2 separate regions of the Homo sapiens genome follow, and region 2 is linked to region 1. A link is a loop called in an ENCODE intact Hi-C map of the cell type or tissue named here. Cell type or tissue: HCT116. All regions are shown on one strand.

Region 1 (8,000 bases):
ATCCCTGTGTGCCATCGACACCTCAAGCATCATTTTATCTGCTGGATCATATGGCACAAGTGGCAGAGCAGGTTGCATGGCAGCCTGGACCTGTTGCAGGGCCTTCTCCTGTTCTGGACCCCACTCAAAACCAGCAGCCTTTAGGGTCACTTGTTAATGGGTTGGAGTAACACACCCAAATGTGGAATATGTTGGCTCTCAAATCCAAATTTGCCTACCAGGCATTGTGCCTTTTTCTTGGTTGTAGGAGGGGCCAGATACAACAACTTATCTTTCACCTTAGAGGGGATATGTCCCACACCACTGCACCCCTAGCAATTTCATTAAGAAAGAAGGCCCCCGGATTTTAGTCAGATTTATTTCCTACGCTCTGACATGCAAATGTCTTACCAGTAAGTCTAGAGTAGTTGCTACTTCTCACTCACTAGGTTCAATCAGCATAATGTCATCATGTAATGGACCAGTGTGATATCCTGTTGAAGGGAAAGGTAATCAGGATTCCTGTGAACTAAATGATAAAATAGGGCTGGAGAGTTGATATGTCCTGAAGTAGGAGAGTAAAGGTGCATTGCTGGCCTTGCCAGCTGAAAGCAAACTGATACTGGTGGGCCTTATGGACAGGGATGGAAGAAAGGGCATTTGCCAAATCAGTAGCTGCATACCATGTACCAGGGATATGTTAATTTGCTCAAGCCATAAAACCACATCTGGTACAGCAGCTGCAATTGAAGCCACCATTGGTTCTTATGTTATCCTACTGTTATTCTAGAAGCTCCATCTGTCTTCTACACGGGCCAATTAGAGCAGTTAAATGGGGACATGGTGGGAATCACTACCTTTGCATCTTTCAAGTCATTGATGGTGGCAATAATCTCTGCTTTTCCTCCAGGACTGTAGTATTGCTTTTGGTTTACCATTTTCCTAGGTAAGGACAGTTCTAACGGCTTCCATTTGCCTTTATTACCATAAAAGCCCTCATTCTGGCCAGGCTCAGTGGCTCATGCCTGTAATCCCAACATTTTGGGAGGCTGAGGCAGGTGGATCACCTGAGGTCAGGAGTTCAAGGTTTAAGATCAGCCTGGCCAACATGGTGAAACCCCATCTCTACTAAAAATAAAAAACTTAGCTGGACATGGTGGGGGGTGCCTGTAATCCCAGCTATTTGGGAGGCTGAGGCAGGAGAATCACTTGAACTCTTGAGGTGGAGGTTGCAGTGAGCCGAAATCACGCTACTGCACTCCAGCCTGGGCATCTCAAAAAAAAAAAAAGCCCTCATTCCACAGGTCAGGGAACCAATGTGGTGATTCTGCCAGCTGCTGCCTGGTCCAGTGATGTATCTAGAAATGGGGAAATAAACACAGGGTAAGTTCAAAGAACCACTGGCCCCACTATGAGATGGACCTAATCTAAGACTCCACTGATGCCCTGACTTCCGTAAGCCCATACTCTGAGTGGGGAAACCACAGTGACATTTTGGGTGTATACCAGGGTCCTTCCTTGAGGGGACCCTGCCTTCCTTTCATTCAAGAGGTTCTGGGTTTACAGAAACTGGCTGAAATCTGGGAATTGACTGAGAGGCTATGATTCTCTTTATAATTAAAGTTAGACTTTTGTTCACTTGACCTGAAACTTTTCTGCCTATACAAATCAAGTCAGAATTTAGTAGGCATCCTATCTATTTTAATTCTAGGAGCACCACAACTAGCCAGTGCCAATAGTGTGCTAGTGTGCACGAGTCAATAGTGTGCGTGAGTCAATAGTGTGCCAGTTGACAGTGTGCAAGTTGATAGCGTGCACGAGTTGATAGCGTGCGCCAGTAGATAGTGTGCGGGAGTTGATAGTGTGTGCCAGTTGATAGTGTGCATGAGTCGATAGTGTGCATGAGGTGAATGTGTAACAGTTGATAGTGTGTGTGAGTCGATAGTGTGCCAGTTGATAGCATGCACTAGTCAATTGTGTGCACGAGTTGATAGTGTGTGTGAGTCAATAGTGTGTAAGAGTTGATCGTGTGTACAAGTTGATAGTGTGTGTGAGTTGATAGTGTGCGCGAGTTGATAGTGCGTGAGTTGATAGTGTGTATGAGTTGATAGTTTGTGCCAGGTGATAGTGGGTGAGTTGATAGTGTGCACGAGTTGATAGTGTGCACGTGATAGTGTGTGCACGAGTTGACAGTGTGTGAGTTGATAGTGTGTCAGTTGATAGCATGTGAGTTGATAGTGTGTGCATGAGTTGCTAGTGCACGAGTTGATTGAGTTGATAGTATGCAAGTTGATAGTGTGCACGAGTTGGTATTGTGTGCAAGTTGATAGTGTGCACGAGTTGATAGTTGCAGGTTGATAGTGTGTGCACGAGTTAACAGTGTGCAAGTTGATAGTGTGTGCATGAGTTGCTAGTGCGCGAGTTGATTGAGTTGATAGTGTGCAAGTTGATAGTGTGCACAATTTGATATTGTGCGCGAGTTGATAGTGTGCACGAGTTGATAATGCGTGCGAGTTGATAGTGTGTGCGAATTGATAGGGTGCATGAGTCAGGCTACTCTGATTACTGGCTTTGCCTGCACTGCCTGTTGCGGTGGCCACGCCCACCTTGCCTTTGGTGATTGAGTGTTGCCATTTGGCTTCTGCCATCCTGAGATCCAATTACTCTCATTGCCTTGAGATCTTCAAATTGTGTGACTGGGGTCCCACTGTAAGTTCTGATCTACAGAGAAGACCAGTCCCAGCACTCTTCAGGGACACTCCAAGGACTGTCATCACCGGTTTATTTTTTAAAGCATTTGCCACAGGTATGTCTTCTGGCTCCTCCCAGTGGAGGTGAGCAGGTCTTTAATGGCAAATCCACTCTGACATTCCAATCTTCCTAAACCCTGGAATCCCATCCCCTACCTTAAATCAAGGGAGATGGGACATTTTCAGTTTGCTCATGGCGGGCCATTTTTTGACCCACATTTCAGTCAATCAACCCAGCAAACTGTTAGAGCCCTTTCCCTCTCCCTGTGTGCAACACTGCACGCAGAATCTCTGTTTGGTGGGCCCACACCAATACAGTTGGCCGGATCCAACTTGATGTTCCTTCTACCATTATCCCATACCCTTGATATCCCTCCCTGCACACTCTCCCTGGGTTTCTGTCTGTATAAATTGGAAACATAAAGTAGTTTTTTGCAGTGTAGTGCGCTCCTCACAAGCCACACGTCGACCCTCACCTTTAGGAACCTGCTGGAACTTGAGTCTGGTCATAGGTCTAGAAGCAAACAGGGGTGAGGGGGGCGGGTTCTGAGGAGAATCAGCATTGCCTTGCATGGCAACTGCCTCAGGGGAGGCCATTCACATTTCCTCTGGCCATGCAAGGTGAAACCCCTCGTAGGGATGTAGAAAGGCTGGTATCACTGCTGGGTAGGAAGGCCACATCTCCCGGGTTGGGGACAGCGCTTCTGCTGGGGCTTGCAAAGGCCACTTTTGCTGATGGTTGCGAGGTCTCTTTCACTGGCAGAAAAGACTCATCAGAATTTAGGGTCTCAGTGTCCCCAGCTTCATCAGGGTCTTCCCACACATCTCTGATCCAACGGACAGGATTCTATTCTGTCTTAATCAATGCCCTCACTTTACCAGTCATAGTAACGCAGCCAGTCTCAGTCTATGGCCTTCTTGTATTTATTATGGTGATTTTTTTTCTGTGTGTCTGGTTGTAGGGGGATTTTCACATTGAAAGCCAAAGGGGCACAGCACAGTCTCTGTCCTTGAGCTGCACCCACTTAACCAAAGTCCTGCCAGGCAGGCCTCTACTCCAGGTCTTCTGACTGCCACGTTCATATTGTTTTCACTCTTCACGGTAGCCAGGGATCCCACAGCCAAGGCCTGGGGGAGCACCTGACTAGTCGGTCGGGAAAGACACAGCCCCAAAGAGAAAAACCCAGGAGAGAAATTAGAGGGGAAAGGTGTGATCATGTCAGGATTTGATGGCTACACTGTGGTTCCTCTTGGTGACCAAGACCTCAATTCCACGAGCATTTGCCAAACACCTTTTAGGGCAGGTAGGTTCCATTCCTATACTGCCATCAATCCATAGGAACACAAGGATGAGAAGAGATAGTCCTGCCTCAGGGGTTTCCTATCTGTCAGGGAAGGTAGGTGCACAAATAGCCATACTTCTACGGTTCATGTTAATCTTCCTTTATGCAAATCTTCAGAATACAGTGTGGTTGTTTAGATAGAATCTAATAGGACCATGTAGGATCTATTGTCTAATAGGTAATTGTGTCATGGAAAAATAAAATGTATTAATTCAACATTTCATGGAAACTTTGCAGCAGCTTCAATTGGTCCTGTTTGTACCTCTCACCCCACCTTGTGGCCATTTATCTGAGTTGCAAGGTCAGTTCTTGGGTGAATCCTCTTGGAAAATGAATTTGCAGATCTAAATGTATCTTGAAATGTTACCAAACGTCTCAGAGAATGACAGCCTAACTGTTGAATGGGACATCTTTTGTACTTTGGAGCCCTGGAAACTTCTCAGTACATTTTGTCTGGCTGTTTTTTGAAACTGAAAAATATTACCTTTTCGCTTAGGTGGTTTTCATGAGTTGATTTCTAAAGAGGAAAGGATCTTTTAAGTGTTTTTTCCAGCCATGTTTTGTTAGACCAAGACAACCAGAGAGACAGAGAGAGAAAGAAAGAGAGGAAGAGAGAGAAGAAAGGTGAGGAGAGGAGAGGGGAAGAAAGAGAAAAATTAATAAAATACAAACAGTAAAACAACAACAACAACAAAAGCAAAACCAACTATTTTTGAAAGCACTAAATCTTAAATAGCACAAAAGTAAGATATTTTGTTCCAAATATATGAAGGCATTATATATGGCTATCCCATCTATCAAGTGCTGTATAGTTTTATGATCAAGACGTATTTATTAAGTAGCCTTTTTTTCCTACTAGGCATGGTGCAAAGTGAGTTAAGCAGATTAATTCCAAAGGCTTAAAGTAGCAACACCATTATTAAAAGTTACTATTATTCCAGAAGGAAAAATAAAATAGGAAAAATTAGCAGTTTGTTATTAGGTGTAAATAGTGATAACAAGAACTCAAATACTTGTTGGTGTCAAGAGATCGGGAATGGGAACCTTCAGTCTTCAGCCATGATCTTCATCAATTGGTTTTCCCATTATATGAGATTACATTTTGACATTTTCCACTCCAAAGCAACTTTAAGTCCTGTCTTCCAACCAATTGCTGCTCCTAACTCTCTCCTATAGAAATTGTGGAGCCACCATCTCTAAACATCCTGCCTAACAGGACTTCTAGAAGTTCGCCAAAGGTCTCCTCAACCCCAGTTCAGTGATATAATTTTGGTTTCTGAAGAGTGTTGACATTTATGGATCGTCTGGTTGGAGAACTAAAGAAATTTCTGGCAAGTGGATACCACATTGACAAGGTGCTCATCAGCTGGGTGAGTGAGCCAGTTAATTACTCTAGTGTGACTCACAAGCCTGCCAGTCATTAAACAAAGCAGGCTGTTCATTGTGTTTAACTGCGAGATCTGCCAGACTCAACTCAAAAGGTGGTTTCCTTTAGCTGCAAACTGCGTGCAATTCAGATCTCTCATTCCCATGACCATAAGACTGCAGGCTAATGTGAGGTCAAAAAGTATTCAAAATATCTGGCGGAAATGCCTGGTTCATATTTAAAACAAAGGTTTAGTAAAAAGAAAAGATGAAAATGATTTGAAAGGGACTAATTACAATAACCACAAATGAACCAAATAACAAGTCAAAAATTTAGCAAGAAGTCCCTGAATAGCTACTTCCCTGAGTGGCTAAGATGGCAGGTTTAAAGAGATGTAATGTGGAAGATTATTTTAATGCCCAGGAGAAAACATATATTTCATTCATAGATAATAGATATAAAATCTAAATCAGATGGGCTCACAGAGAGAAGAACAGAGAGGTAAGGAAAAAGGAGGCAGTGGAGCACATTCGTTCACTCATTCATTCATTCATTCATTCAGCATTTATTTATCGAGTGCCTAAATCTATTCATTCATTCAGCTCAGCATTCATTTGAGTGCAGGTACTCACCTAGGCAAGAATGATACCAAAGCCAGAGAGTCTGTGTTTATGGAGCTTCAGCCTAGATGGAGGCAAGAACATGAATAGTGTCAGCTGGGACCATGGCTACTAGGAGAGGTAGCTGTGCCGTATAATATTTTTAAAAGGAACAAATAGGCACAGAAAGGCTCCTGAGAAAGTGACACTTGGGTTGAAAGGGGTTAATTCCTAGACAAGAGGAGAAGAGTCCTGCAGGTAGTGGGAACAGCATGAGGAAAGGCCCTGTGGCACGAGGAGCCCGGTGAGTACAAGGGCCTGTGAAAGAGCAGTGTGGCTGCGGCGCAGGCTGTGAGCTGGTAGGACCTGGAAGATGCAGGGCTCTGAGGGCCGTGTCGGGAGTGAATCGGTAACATGCTCTGTTCCCCTGCTCCTCTCAGAAAGTAAGTAGATCTCCTGCTTAGAGGAATGTGACAAGGCAGAAAAGAACTGCAAGGCTCCTCTGGCTTTGGTTTTCATAAAAAAAAGTGTTAGTGGGTGCCTAGTGTAGTGGCTCACGCCTGTAATCCCAGCACTTTGGGAGGCCGAGGTGGGCAGATGCCTTTGAGTCCAGGAGTTTGAGACCAGCCTGGCCAAAATGGTGAAACCCTGTCCGCCAAAAAATACAAAAATAAGCCAGGCATTGTGGCTCATGCTTGTAGTTCCGGCTACTACGGAGGCTCAGGTGGGAGGATCACTTGAGCCCAGGAGCTGGAGGTTGCAGTGAGCCGAGATCACACCACTGCACTCCAGCCTGGGTGAGAGAGCGAGACCCTGTCTCAAAAATAAAAATAAAAATAAAATAAAATAAAATAAAATAAAATGTGTTAGGGGAATGCAAGGGACTCCCAATTCAGGAAAAATGTTTAGAAGGTCTCCTTCCATTAAACTTGAAAGAGTTCCCTGGGGGCTGAGGAAGGAAGAGGAAGGTGAGGAAAGGGGTGGATGTGGGTGCAGAGGATCCCACTGAGAGGGTTCCTGCTCTCCACTCTTCCTAGAGAACCCAGGGTGGTCAGGGGGCTTAGGTGGGAGTGGGGAAGGCCCACGGGAAGGTCAGGCAGCTGGGGCCTTGGGCAGCCTCACAACATGGCTAAGGGGCATCAGAAAGAGCCACTGAGCCTGGCAGACCATGTGGTCCCATTGGGGCAGGATGAGGGATGTTTCAGCAGTGACCCAGGAGGACCCGTGACAATCTGGGCCTCTGTCTGGACCCCTCCCCATACACATCATGGGAGACCCCTAGACTGTAGATCCAGTCCCAGGGAAGGCAGAATCGGGTGCGTGAAATTTACAGATTAACTGGGATGTGATTCTTGCAAATGCAACCATACCGAGATAACAGAGAGGAAAGGAGGTGGGGGAAGAGAGACCTTTTATTTCTGCACTTCTATAAGCATAGACTACCTCTGGAAAGATAGGCAAAAATCACTGGCTGTGGTTGTCTTTGGTGAGGGAATACGTGACAAGGGAGATAAACTTTGGCTCTTTGTCCTTTTGAGTTTTGTGACACACGTACCACTTACTTATTTTCAAAAATGTGAGCAATGTTGAAAATCCTAACACTAGATAGAGATGAATTTGTTTATTTTTTGTGGGGTTTTCAATTTGCTTTAGCAGACGAGAAAACTTAGAATCTAGTGCTTTTACCAAGGGGCTCCAACTCGCCTTAGTCGGGGGACTGCAAGTACATATGACTTCAGGAAAAATCTGTGCCACCTGCCTTGTGTAATATATTATTGTGTCTTTGTACTTACATAGATCAGTAAGCTATTTCTGATTCTTTCAGTAGAGCACGTGGGATGAAACTTAAATAAGAATAGGCCGCATTTGGTGGCTCATGCCTGTAATCTCAGCATGGGAGGCCGAGGTGGGCAGATCACTTGAGGTCAAGAGTTCAAGACCAGTCTGGCCAACATAGTGAAAC
Region 2 (8,000 bases), 310 kb before region 1:
ATTCCTGACCTTGTGATCGGCCCACCTCTACCTCACAAAGTGCTGGGACTACAGGCGTGAGCCACCGTGCCCAGGACCCTTTTGTATTTTTACATGAAAACTATAAATGCCTCTAACCTACCACTGTATCTGCTCCCTGCTGTCCTGGGCCATCTGAAACTTACCCTTGGGTGTGTAATTCTCCAGCTGAATGTCAAGCAGTTGCTCTGTAAGTATGTCCACCACCTCTCTCAGTACTGGGTTCTGTGCTTTCCAGGCCATTGTGACATTTAGTTTCTTCCCCAGGGGACTGACGGGTGTGACTGTCTTGTTGCCACAGTCATAGTGAAGAAAAGTCTTTTCATCCACCTGGCCTTGAACCGCACACCACCGTGGTCCAGGTCTGAACTTAGGGATGACGGTGATGTCATAGCAAAGAGAGTGAGGGTCTGTGGAGAAAGGCAGGTGAGGGGTGGGTGGGGAGGAAAAGACCCCTAGTTAGCCCCCCTCCACGCTGTGTCAATAAGAGGATGCCTCTGGCAGGCTGGGCTGGCCCAGGAAGGAGTGCCCCCTCCAGAACTGTGGTGTCTACAAGTTTAAGGCGAGTGCTCGCCCCTTGCATGAGGACAAGGAGGAGGAGGAGGAGGAAGTCTCTGTCTGCTGAGAAACCACATGTCCCCAGACATGTCCCACTGCCCCTCTGCCCACATCAGTCAACACATGACCTTGCTAGAAAGGTGCCAGGCCTCTCTAGCAAGAGAGGAGGAAGGGCCTGGATGGCAGAGGATCTTCAGCAGTAGCCCACGTGGACTGCGGGAGGTGGGAGAGGGTGTGGGTCCACCCCTGTGGATGCTGGTGCTGGTTGAACAGAGTGAGGATGGAACCCCGTTGGATAAAGAAGAGTTAATTATCATGGTCACAGGATGTAACATGTTGGCAAAGCCCCTGGTGATGGCATGCATCTGCTATGAGGAGGCCTTCCTGAAACCTTGGACAAAGAGATGGTCCACACAGCAAGAAATGGAAAATCTGAAAGTCTAAGGCAGGTAGTGGAGGGAGAGATCACAGGCTCAGAGAAGTGCCCATGCCAGAGGGGTCTAAGTGTGAAAATCCAGAACAATGTCCATCCACTGTGCTTATGGGAAACCTGGAGGACTCCTGTTTACCCAGCATATAAAGAAGGCCCCATGAGAAGGCACCAGAATGGAATGAAGCTTAGGGATGCCTATTGCTGAAGGCCAGGGTTGGGGGTAGGAGATGCTGTTCCTGAAATCTGCTCCCAGAGTAATGGGATGAACAATTCTGAAATTCCAAATTCCAGGTGGAGGCTGTCAACTGTCAGGAGCAAGGAGGGTGCAATGATGGAAATGATTAGAGAAGTCACAATGCCAGCTGGGGACCTCAGTTATACAAAGTTATGCCCATGGCTCATAGAACAAAGGGGTCCAAAGTCCAAAAGAGATGGAAACCCACCCCGGATACTGCTGGATTTAAATAATTACAAGAAACAGAGATAAACCAAATCAGGAGGCTGAAAGTAGCCAGTCCATCAAGAACGAGGCTGCTTTGCCTAATTTGCAGAATGAAGCCACTTCTCAGACCCTGAACCCATGACTATAAGAAGACACCAGTTTCTAGTGAGGAAGGACCCTTTAACCCTGCAGCCAGGACAGTGAGTCCTTGTGGCCTTCTCCAGAGATATTTATGGCCAATAGAGTTTGCTGTGAAGGGCAATTTTGTAAACATGTAAAGGTGTTCAGGGAATATATTCTCCATTGTAACTACTCAACTCTGCTGTTGAAGCTCAAAAGCAGCCATAGACAATCCATGAATGATGAGCGAGGCTGGACCTACCTTAAGTGCCCAATGACCCAAGACCCCCTAAGATCCTAGAGGTACATGTGGTCACAATGTCTAATTGGAGAATCACAACAGAGATTCCATGTGAATATTCAGAGACAAGGCAATGCCACTCACAGCAAGGAAATCGCAACATTAAGCAGTGGCTCCTGTAGAGTACTGCACCTTGGCAGAGATGGGGCCTTTTGCCATGCATATAAAGAAGGCCCCATGACAAGGCACCAGAATGGAATGAAGCTTAGGGATGCCTATTCCTGAAGGCCTCAGAGCTGCCCATTACTGGTGGGCTCCTCGCCCTCTAGGTCATTAGGAAGATAGGCCCAGCAGTGAGAAGATGCAGGTGGTTCTTCTGGGATGGGCAGGAGCAGGGCCACCGGGAACCAAGAAGTTGCACAAGCAGTTGGACCTGATCCCCAGGACACCACGTGGCTGCACCCACTCACCCTCAGCTCACACCTGAGGCTTCAGGGAGGGTACCTGATGGTCCCCATGGATGCCACTCAGCACAAAGGAGGGGAGAATAAGCCCCCAACTATGGGACCCCCACTCCCATCACATCCACACCACCCAGAAGCCACAGGCAAGGTAGGGCCACCTTCTACTTTCCAACTGACATCAGAGACATCACTTGGAGATGACACCCTAGGGGATGGGGCACTGGGACACTGTAATCCCCTGATCTGGGATCAGCAACCTAGGACAGGGTCCAAATCTGGTCCCCCCTCTTTGAAGGTTGCCATTGCCTGCTGTTGCTCTACAAAGGGACAGGACTGGACACAGAGACGGAGAACCCATGGCCTGCAAAGATCACAGGGCATCCTTCCTCCCTTTCTAGAAAGGGTTTGCTGACCCCTGTCTACACAGTGACTATTCTCTATGACGCTGACACCCCCGTAGGAAGAACAGGCGGTCTGGGCCCCAAGGGCAGAAGTGGGTGCCTCTACTCACCAGAGTTCCCAGGGTCATCCTGGAGGAAATGGTGCTTCCCATCCCCCCTGCACAGGTTCTGAGGGGAGCTTGGGGTGTGTTTGTTGGGGTGTGTCCTCAGGCAAGAGGCAGAAGGTGCGACGTGGTGTAGGAGGTGGTGAGGTACCCTTCATGGATGGGGAGACCTCAGGGGTGACCAGCTGGGCTGAGGTGGGCAGTAAGAGGATGTGACCTGGGTGGTGGCAGTGGATGGTGAGGGGAGGGGTGGCGGGTATCTGCTGAGCCCCTGGGTGCAGGTGAGTGTCTACAGGAAAAGTGCGGGGAAAACAAAGGCAGGGAGTCCTGGGGGTGCTGGAGGGTTTGTGTGGTAGAGAGCAGGTGAGAGCAGAGCAGGCTTGTGGCTGGTGGGGGCGTCTGTGATTGTATCCCTGTGGTACCCCCCTTCACCCAGTCCTGACCCCAGCTCTGTTCCCGGGGGGGCTCTGGTTTCTCCTTCCGAAAGGCGGGTGGGACTGCCGGGCTGCACTAGGAATCCGGGCCCCACCTAGCCCTCGCAGCCCTCTGGCCCCTCCACCCTCCTGCCAGCCTCGTTTTCACCCTGCTCTTTTTCGCCCCTACTGGGGCAAGAACAGCCTTGGGGAGTGGACCCGGCGGGAAGGAGCCCAGGAGGGGAACTGAGCTGGGGGCGCAGTTCGGGGAGATCTCCCTTGTCCTTCCAGAAGCCTTCCCTCCTCTGAAACCCGCTGCAGTCCACAGTCCCTCAGGTTTGGCCCCCGCCCCGCTTAGGCTCCATCCACCAGCTCACCGTCTCGCCTAGCCCGGGACCAGCCGAACAGCAGGAACAGAAGCGGGAGGCACAGAAGCAAAGCTGGGATGGCGGCTGCTGCCATTGGGGACCAGGAGGGCTGGGGACAAGAGATTTAATCAAGGTGGATCCTGGAAGATGAAATCACCTCTGTGCTGAAAGGCTGGCTTATATACTGTTAGTTACTGGGGAATGTACCGGGGAATGAGTCACCTCGATTCTGAAAAGCCAGATTTTAATGCTACTGGGCGTAGTCACTGGGCGCGTTCCACCTCTTCGTTTCATTGTCTGGACGAAATCCAGTTTCCATGCTAGTGTCCCTTCCCTTCTTCACCCGCTCCGGCAGCTTGGTGGCCTCGTGCCCGGGCCCCACTCCTGCCAGGACACGATTCCTTCCACGACAGACTCATTTAATCATTATAGCATTTTTTATTAATGGTGAAGAAACGTGCAGAGGAATATTCAGCGGCCTCGGCGTCTCCTTGTCCCCGCCTGGGTCCGCGGCACTCTCCCTCCTTCCGCTTGCGCCGCGGGGTCCCTGGCTCACCCCGCCCTGGGCACAGCCATGGGCCTGTTCGCGTCCCCTCCACTACTTCCCCAGTCCCCGGTGGGCGTGGTTACAGTCCGGGCTGGGTTTTATTTTTTATTTCTTTATCTATTTATGTATTTGGAGATGGGGTTTCTCTCTTATTGCACAGGCTGGAGTGCAACGGCCCGATGTCGGCTCGCCGCAGCCTTGTCTCCTGGGTTCAAGCGATTCTCTTGCCTCAGCTTCTGGAGTAGCTGGGATTACGGGTGCCCACCACCAAGCCCGGCGAATTGTTTGTAGTTTTGGTAGAGATGGGGTTTCACCTTGTTGGCCAGGCTGGTCTCAAACTCCTTTCCTCAGGTGATCCACCCACCTCGGCCTCCCAAAGTGCTGGGATTACAGGCATGAGTCAGCGTGCCCGGCCTGGGCTAGGTTTTATTACAGAAACAGCAGGTAGGGTTTCAGAGGTTCAAAACAACATATTGTATAGTAAACAATTGGTGAAGATGGTAAATTCTATGTTCTATGTTTTTACCAAAATTAAGCAGCTTTAAAAATTATCTTAACAATTTATGTCTTGCTTCTGCTTCACCCAGTGCAGACTGGCCAAAAGGCTGCTCATTAAAATCGAGGACAGCATTGAGGACCTCATCCCTAGAATCTCAACCTGTGACACGCTTGCTGATTTAGAAAGCTCCTCAGAGAGATTACCTCTGAGCTCCCAGTTCAGCAGCCGCCCTGGCCCAGGTCCACCGATGGCACAGGGGGCTCAGCAGAGCAGGTTCAACTGAAAGTTCCTAGTGGTTCCCAACTGTCAGCGCATTCTGCTGGCCTCTTCCCCCTGGGCAAAGAGCCAGCCATCCTTCAAAGCCGGGCACAAATACCCCCTCCCATGTGTGTCCTGCATGTTCCCACAATACAGAACACCCTCCTGCTCCCTGAGACCTGGGTTCACAGTGGGTGCATCCAGATCTCCCTGTGTGACAATTGCTCACACATTTCTTTGCCTCTCTGCTAGAAGCATGAGGTCTTTGAGAATATACTACATCCCTTCCTAAAAAGACCTAGTGAACAACTTGCTCAATCATGTAATCAATTGTGTTTCCACGAAGAGCAGGAGCCGAGGGAGGAGTCTACACACGTGTGGGGTTCACTTTCCAGCACACCAATCCGTGGCCAACCACACCTGAATCCATGGCTGCACCCACACCTCTGCTCAGCCCCTAGATGGTCACTGGACTCATTATCAAAGGGGCAACCCCAAGTGCCCCCTTGTCTTAGTCACCATGAAGGCATCTAGACCTGTGGGCAGAAGGCAGAGGGAGGTGGGGGGCCCAGCGATCCCTGGCTGTTGGGATAAGGAATGGGCAGAGCCCCTGAGTCCCACACTGCCCCCAGCCACTCAGCCTTCTCCCTATTAAATGAGTAAAATAGACACAGACCTTCTTCTCCACACAGTTGTCATGTGGGGAGGATGCACACCTGGTGACCAGCAATCCCCAGAGCCCTGAGGCTGCGGGAAAGGGGAGGAGGCCTAGACCAAGCCCAGGGACTGTCTCTGCTTCTGCACAGGGGGATGGGATAGCAGCCCCTCTGTGACTGTGCAGGGACACAGGAGCCTAGAAGTTTCTGGCCTGATGCACTAGAGCCTCTGTCCAGGAGGGGCCATGTGGAGGGTGGTCTGGAGGACAACAGACACACGGGGGTGGGCAGTTCTCAGATCTGAGAGGGGCAGAGCTTGGCAGGTCCAGGGATCTGTGTGTGAGAAGTGCCTCCCATGCATAGGGCTGGGAACAGGAGCGTTTGAAAGGAGGGTACTGGGAAGGCCCTGGCAGCCCCCACCCCTGAGGCTGGGTGACCTGGGCCAGTGACCGGGGGACTGGGGGAACAGGAGGAAGGCAGAAGCCTGGCAGAAGAGTCCCAGGCAGCACAGCCAGGTGACAGTAGGAGGGGACTCTGTGCACACCTGGGCCCTCCTGCCTCACACCTGCTGCAGACTCTCGGCCACCAGATTCAGGCCAGCCCAGGATGGGGATAGACGTGGCTGAAAGGTGATTATAATGGCCGTGATCTAGAGAGCATGCATTCAGACATGGAAGTCAGCTGGCATTGTGGCTGAATATTCTTGTGCAAGTTTCTTCACCTTTCTGGGCATGGATGTCCACATGTGGAAATTAATACTATGAACACAGAGGAAATGAGCAGTTTATGCCAGGAACCCTGTCCTTGCACATGCTAAGGACTCAGGGAAGGTTTCCTATTTCACATGTGAGCCCTGCCTTCCATAACATCAGCAAAGGCCAGACCCAACCAGATGACAGCTGGAGCCCTGCGATCATGCCATGGCCTCTTCATGGCCCTGGGGGCTCTTTGAATGGGTGTAAATGAAGGCAAAGACTGGACCCAGAGAGGACGGTGGTTTTACTCTCCATCACCAGGTAAGCCTAACATGATTTAAGGGTGGCTGGAGGCTGAGCAAATGACTGAATGAATGAGACAGTTGTGGGAGTGAATGGGGCTCAGGGGAAAACCCCAGGTGCAGAAGTGGAGCTGGAGTGGAGGTTGTAACCCCCAGAGGCCTGAAGGTGAGGATATCGTGGTTGGAGACCTCACTGCTGGCACAATTTGGAAATGTGAATGCCTGCCTGGGCGGCCACAAAGATTTTCCAAGGAAGAATAACTTTGGTTTGCAGCTGGTCTGGGCCCCAGCAGGATAAAATCTAGAAAACATTATTGAAGAAGGACAGCAAGCTGCTCTCTTTAGCCCCTTTGATTGAACCCAGAGGGTACAATTGTGAGTGGTTGGGGCAGGAAAACCTTGCCCTTTAAACTTTGTTTAAAGGAACGAGCCTGAAATCAGGAATGGAAATGGGAAAAGGAAGGGTCAGGAGGGAAGGGAAGGAGAAAAGAAGGGGTGAGGGGCAGATACAAAAAAAGGGTCAGAGCGATTCCTCTGGATCTGGAGAAAGAGCAGGTGGGTGGGGCGTGGACTGGCTCCAGCTGGTGGTTGGGAACCTGCCGAACCTAGCCCTGTAAAAGCCTGGGGGACGTGGTCGAGACTCAGCATTGCCACTGTGCTTCCTCCTGGGCTGTCCTCCTCCTGGCTCCAGGTTCCCAGCAGCAGTGGCCACCATCACTGTGTTGGTCCTCGAAGGAGTAATGGCAGGAGGAGAGCAGTGAGAGGGCTGGAGAGGGCGAGATGATGGCAAAGCGCCCCCTCTCCAGCCTCACCTGCCCTTGGGAACTGGGAGCCCTGGCCAGCAGCAGGAAGCTGTAGTCTGGAGTGGTGGGGAAGAGGGAGGTGAGGAGGGATGAAATGTTTTCTGGCAGATTCTATACAGCTGGGGCCGGAGAGCATCTGTAAACCAAGGTTACTCTTCCCTGGTCATGTCTGGTGCGGGAGGCGGGGGACCTTGTGTGGCTAGGGGTATGGGAAAGTGGATGGTTCCGCAGGGAGTCAACCCCAGACCCCCGCCCTCAGCAGCCACAGGCCTGCTCTGCTCTCATCCACTCTCCACCTCACAAACTCTCCAGCACCCCCAGGGCTCCCTGCCCTTGAACTTCCCCCTGCACTTTGCTGCAGACACTTACCTGCATCCAGGAGATCAGCAGACACTTCCCACCCCTCCCCTCACCGTTCACTGCCACCACCCAAGTCACATCCTTTTACTCCCTCTCTACCCAACCTTGTCACCTTTCGTCACCCCATAGGCCCACCTCACCCCCAAATCCATTGAAGGAGGCTTCAGTGAGGCAGGCGAATAGGGTCTGGATGTAGGGAACCTAAGGGTGATTTGCTCTGACTTCTTAGAAGTGAATCAAAAGGAGCCCCACCTCTCTGTGCCCAAGCAACAAAAGGACCAGAGGATACTCCCTTGACAATCCGCGACCTCTCCACTT

Evidence for each region. Hi-C counts contacts between places; a loop is a spot of excess contacts. Peaks named below come from ENCODE experiments on the same cell type or tissue, not always from the same donor. Only the 100,000 strongest peaks of a DNase experiment are listed, where the experiment ranks them.
Region 2: a loop joins it to region 1, with 3 times the contacts of the local background. A loop is called at or near these places in 2 of 110 quality-filtered maps.

The regions. Positions count from the first base shown.
Region 1 is chr6:150,330,972-150,338,971 of GRCh38, forward strand. No RefSeq gene overlaps it. Among named protein-coding and RNA genes, the nearest start is that of IYD, 34 kb to the right of the region's middle. RefSeq lists a silencer at 4,202-4,496. In HCT116, a CTCF peak has its summit at 4,350 (motif pointing left); DNase peaks (open chromatin) are centred at 4,350 and 5,480.
Region 2 is chr6:150,021,816-150,029,815 of GRCh38, forward strand. RAET1L (retinoic acid early transcript 1L) reads right to left here and starts at 3,717. Exons shown (of 5, transcript NM_130900.3): 1 at 3,572-3,717; 2 at 165-428. The coding sequence starts at 3,656. In HCT116, no CTCF peak of the experiment used is centred here; a DNase peak (open chromatin) is centred at 3,816; H3K4me3 peaks cover 1,709 bases; H3K27ac peaks cover 1,711 bases.